2 separate regions of the Homo sapiens genome follow, and region 2 is linked to region 1. A link is a loop called in an ENCODE intact Hi-C map of the cell type or tissue named here. Cell type or tissue: mammary epithelial cell. All regions are shown on one strand. Links, peaks and the distances in the headings refer to the core of each region. The heading gives the core; the rest is flanking DNA. Region 1 has its middle 610 kb from the start of LINC00882. Region 2 has its middle 470 kb from the start of LINC00882.

Region 1 (2,933 bases), core at 262-2,761:
AATATATAATTTCATCTTTTTCATGACTGAATAGAATTCCTATACCTATCTATCTATGTTATCTATAGATATATATATATCTTCCTATATATATATCTTAAGATATATATATATCTTCCTATATATATATCTTAAGATATATATATATATCTTCCTATATATATATCTTAAGATATATATATATCTTCCTATATATATATCTTAAGATATATATATATCTTCCTATATATGTATCTTAAGATATATATATATCTTCCTATATATATATCTTAAGATATATATATATCTTCCTATATATATCTTAAGATATATATATATCTTCCTATATATATATCTTAAGATATATATATATATCTTCCTATATATATCTTAAGATATATATATATCTTCCTATATATATATCTTAAGATATATATTTTTCCTATATATATATCTCTTGAGATACTTCCTATATATATATCACATTTTCTTTATCTGATCCTGTTGATGAACACTAGTTTGATACTCTATTTTTGCTATTGTGAATAGTTATGCTTGACTAATTTTAGTATTTACTAATGACTTTTTAAATGTACTTTGACTTTAAATGTACTTTGTACTAATGACTTTTTAAGTACTGTTCCTTGATTTATTTATTGTTAAAATAGAACTTACAGATAAAAATCACCTAGGCATGTTATCTACTTCATAGGTTCGTCATAAGGGCTAAACACAACATAGGTAATGCACAAGCACATAACCTGGTACATCATGAGCATTCAATGAATGTTATCTATTGTTTTTAAAATTAGTTCCAACTTTATACAATAATTTCTCACAATAACTTTACAGCATTTTCCCTCTCATTTAATTTGAAATGACAGGATTACCTTCATGGAAGCCTTGTAAAACACTACTTATTTTACAATTCTTCATGACCTTCAATCCAGACATTTTTTTTTCCTTTGGATAAAATATTTCTTATTCTTAAATCTTTCCAGCTTTATATTCTAATGCCCTAGCATTTTTTAATCTCAAAGCTAATGTGAGTGGCAAGTTAGCCAAGTGGTACATTATAAAGATGGCATCAAATACTCTCCATATTCACAGAATTGGACTTTCCCATATTCACGAGGACTACAGGCCAGAGTTTAAGCTGGCTCCTGTTTCTCAGTCCTGAATTAGACCCACCTTGTACCATGATGACTGCTATTGCTTCCTGCAGATGGCTTTGAGCTGAAGGTTTCTTGACGCATAAGCGTTATCATGCTTTAAAACTATGTTTTAAGAGGAAAGTCTTTGGAATTTTATTAGGTTTAAAACTACAAACTTTTATGTGTTTAAAACTTGACATGGTTATTTGCAGCTATGTGACTCTGGGCAAGTTACACAACCTCTCAGAGTTCCTTTCTTCATTGGTAAAATGGAGAGGGCAAAGACAATGTTGTAGTGAGGAAGACATAATCCAGACTGAGTTAGATTGAAATGCAAATGAAATATTAGGAAGTAGATGAGGAAGTACAGACCACTATTTTAATCAATTAATTGAACAAAAGTATCAAAATGGACAAAATAGAAGAAAGTATGAAGCTGAATATGTTGGGAGTTTTTTGCATGTGTAATAGTGGTTTCTTTCTCTCACATGGCCAAGACTATGAGTATATGTATAATCTGCACACACGTAGCATTGTCCCCCCTTGTTGGCAGTTTTGCTTTCTGTGGTTTCAGTTACCTCACAGTCAACCTCAGTCTGAAAATATTAAATGCAAAATTCCAGAGTAAAGATTCGTAAGTTTTAAAGTGTGTGGTTTTTGAGTAGCATGATGAAATCTCTTGCCATCCCATTCTGCTCCCTTGGGGCATGAATCCTCCCTTTGCCAGTATACTCACGCTGTACACACTCCTGTCCATTTGTCACTTAAGAGTTGTCTAGGGAATCAGATCAACTGTCACACTATTGCAGTGCTTGTGTTCCAGAAACCCTTATTTTATTTAATAATGGCACAAAGTACAATAGTATTCATGCTGAGTATTTGGATATGCTCAAATGTAGCCAAAAAGTGATTCCTTTAAGTGAAAAGGTAAAAATTCTTGACTAAATAAGGAAAGGAAAAAATGTTTGCTGAAGTTGCTAAGATCTATGGTTAAAAACAAATCTCATATTCTTGAAATTGTCAAGAATGAAAAAGAAATTCATTTGAACTGTAAAAGTTACAGGCACAGTGAGTGATAAGTGCTTAGTTAAGATGGAAAAGGCCTTAAATTTTGGGATAGAAGGCATGAACAGAAACGTGTTGTAATTGATACAATCTGGCTCAGTACTATCTGATATTTCAGGCAACCACTGGGGGCCTTGCAGAATATATCCCGTGGATAAGGAGAGAATACTGCATGCATGAATGTACGTATAGTTAGAAGAGAGAAAATAAATAGAAAACAGAAAGTAGAAAATACAAAAGAGAAAGATTATACCTAGAGGGAAGAACAAATGGAATCAAGAGCAATAGTATAGGAATTAGTTCAGGGAGAAGAAATTCCTCTAGTGTAAGTATAGATAGACAGTCCTGAACTTTGAATGGTTCAATTCATAATTTTTCAATTTTACAGTGCTGCAAAAACTGTATGCATTCAGTAAAAGCCATACTTCAAGTATCCATACAACCATTCTGTTTTTCACTTCCAGTACAGTATTTAGTAAGTTACACGAGGTATTCAACACTTTATTATAAAATAAGCTTTGTGTTTTATGATTTTGCCAAATTGTAGGCTAATATAAGTGTTCTGAGCATGTTTAAGGTAAGCTAGGCAAAGCTATGATGTTCAGTAGATTAGGTGTATTAAATGCATTTTTGACTTACAATATTTTCAATTTAAAACAGGTTCATTGGAACATAACCTTATCATCAGTTGAGAAACATCTGTATTAGTTTGCGGGGACTACTGTAACAAATACC
Region 2 (2,933 bases), core at 294-2,793, 130 kb after region 1:
ATTCCTATCAGGGAGTATGAATTGTGAGGCTCATCTTAGAATTCTGTCTACCAAAGCTATAATTTTATTATAATTTTATAATTATTACTAAATATTAACTGGAGTGTTTATTTAAAATGAGTCTGAGCCAGGTGAGGTGGCCCGTGTTTGTAATCCCACCACTGTGGGAAGCAGAAGCAGGTGGGTCACTTGAGCCCAGGAGTTCAAGACCAGGTTGGGCAACATGACAAAACCCCATCTCTTCAAAAAATACCAAAGTTAGCTGAGCGTGGTGAGGTGCACCTGTACTCCCAACTACTTAGGAGGCTGAAGTGGAAGAGTCATTTGAGCCTGGGAGGTTGAGGCTGCAGTGAGCTGAGATGACACCACTGTACTCCAGCCTGGGTGACAGAGTGAGGATCCTGTCTCAAAATGAAATGACATAAAATAAATGTCTGAGATTATGATTAGTTGTACCTTAACATTTCTTCAAGCACCTGCATTTTAAACTCTCATTGAGTATACCATTGAGAAAACAGTATTTTAATTTCTTGAGGATTTAGCACATCATCTAAACAATTTATTCAAGGTTGCTTTTTCCAGGTGTTTACATCATGGTGAAAAATAATAGCAGCAGTGAAAATACAAATACCACAAAGTTATAAAATATCCAAATACAGGCCTAAAAGACATTGCTTCTGGTATAGTTATAAGCTAAGCTGCAGAAGCATCTCTGAAAACTGTAACTGAAAAGTTATGAAGAAATTTAAGAAAAATAATGATCACTAGCACTCCTAGATGATGATTAACACACCTAGATTGCCAAGGGAGATTATTACCTACAAAATGATAAGATTTTTCATGTATACATACACACACAAACTGCTTGCAAAAAATACACTATTTGCAAAACAAAAGAAAAAAATGCGAAAGAATGTTTGTAATGGGTAGCTTTGATTTTGAAAGAAACAAAAAGCCTTTCCATGATTAACAAGATTACCTTAATCAAAATTAAAGAAATGACATAATGGTTAATTTATGGCTTGATTAAGGTATAGTAAGGGAGCAAACTATAGTAATATTTTGACAGAATATACTTGTAACGGAAATGGCTGCGCTTTAGTCAGGAGTAGACTGAGGTGGCCTTTTGGTGAAGTGTGACTCAGTGGGTTTGGAGCGCAGGCACACCACCCCCACATATTATGTAATCACTCCATGTAAGGCACATTAGGAAACCACTCACGCAAGCTCATACTCGGCTCAGAGCCACTATTGTCTGCAAAAGGTATAATTACCCTGCTGCCACTGTACCTATGGCTCACACCCAGGCTTGCACCCAGAGAGAGAATAAGCCATGTCAAAACTGCCTACGATTCCTCAAGTGTTTTTACAGTTACTCACCACTCACCCACTCACTCCCCTCAGACCTTAGCTTGGACTGGAACCTGACGCTTGGCATGATGATAATTTTCAAAAACAATTATCAAAACTATTGCATAATGGAGTCTTTCGATTTCTGATAAGTCCATAATATGTATGGCAATTAGTTCATTGTAGGCAAAAAAAAATTTAGGGCAAGAAAAACAACAATTATTTCAGAAACTCCTTCAGGAATAGGTGTATAGTAGAATTGATTGGATGAGATCTGTTCAACTGAATGAAGAGAATCAAATTATAGGAGTTAAATGAGTCAAGTTAAGAAATTTAGGAAAGTATATGCAGGTTAAAAAGTCCTTGAGGAAAAACAGAGCAAATAAGGAGAAAGAGGCAGGAGAGCTACAAAATAATTTACATTTTTGCTTCTACAAAATGAAATGGAATCTGACCAAATAGAACTAAAGTTTTAAGAGTGAGCTGCACATTCACCTCTCCTAGTAAACTTGGTAGTAGGTTCTTCATTTCATGGCAGTGATTTATAATGAGGGAAACTCTCAGGCAAATTGACTAACCCTTAATGATAGAACCTGGTTAAACCAGGCTCTTATTGGAGGAAAAACTCAGAAGTCTTCAGGGGCTTTCTGAATCAGATTAAAAGTGAGACCATTTAAATATGAGATCAAAAATAAGATTTATGGTATAATATAAAAGAGCTTAATTAAGTGTACATGCCGATGAGATTCCAGATACTGAGTGTGCTTATAATTGATGCCATTGATTTAGTCATGATCAGTACATTGAATTAAATACTCTAATTGCATATTATTTCACTGGTTCTTCTCTTAGACTTTGTTTCCTTAAGGAAACTTGTCCAGGGAAAAAAAAATGAGAGATCATTCTGTTGGTCACTATTGTAAACAGGTTTGGATTGTCATAATTACTCTTCCCAATATTTGCCAGGAAGAGGTGAGGGTAGCATAAAAAACACTAGGAAATCATCAGAAGAGAAAAAAAAATCCTTCTCAAAATCTAGTATCCTCTTTATTTTGTAAAACTTTTTTTTTTTTTTTTTTTGAGATAGAGTTTTGTTCATGTAGCCCAGGTTGGAGTGCAGTGGCACAATTTCAGCTCACTGCAACCTCAGCCTCCCGTGTTCAAGTGATTCTCCTGCCTCAAGCTTCCCAAGTAGCTGGGATTACAGGCATGCACCACCATGCCTGGCTAATTTTTGTATTTTTAGTAGAGATGGGATTTCACCATGTTGGCCACACTGGTCTGGAACTCCTGATCTCGGGTGATCCACCCACCTCGGCCTCCCAAAGTGCTGGAATTACAGACATCAGCCACCCTGTCTGGCCCTATTTTGTGAAGCTTCATACTGATGAAATTATTGATGCATCTTTATCACTGTGGTTGGCCGAATAATATCCTTCCTTGAAAGATGTCCACACACTAATCGCTTACACCTCTGACTATGTTATCTTATATGGCAAATTGGATTTTGCAGATGTAATTAGGGTCAAGGACTTTCAGATGGAGATATTATCCTGTGGGTGGCACACAGATTATATTGTGGC

What was found. Hi-C counts contacts between places; a loop is a spot of excess contacts. Peaks named below come from ENCODE experiments on the same cell type or tissue, not always from the same donor. Only the 100,000 strongest peaks of a DNase experiment are listed, where the experiment ranks them.
Region 2: a loop joins it to region 1, with 7 times the contacts of the local background. A loop is called at or near these places in 1 of 110 quality-filtered maps.

The regions. Positions count from the first base shown.
Region 1 is chr3:106,633,712-106,636,644 of GRCh38, forward strand. No RefSeq gene overlaps it. Among named protein-coding and RNA genes, the nearest start is that of LINC00882, 610 kb to the right of the region's middle. In mammary epithelial cell, for the core only: no CTCF peak of the experiment used is centred there; a DNase peak (open chromatin) is centred at 1,730; H3K27ac peaks cover 1,605 bases.
Region 2 is chr3:106,764,272-106,767,204 of GRCh38, forward strand. No RefSeq gene overlaps it. Among named protein-coding and RNA genes, the nearest start is that of LINC00882, 470 kb to the right of the region's middle. RefSeq lists an enhancer at 628-1,827. In mammary epithelial cell, for the core only: no CTCF peak of the experiment used is centred there; a DNase peak (open chromatin) is centred at 1,250; H3K27ac peaks cover 1,886 bases.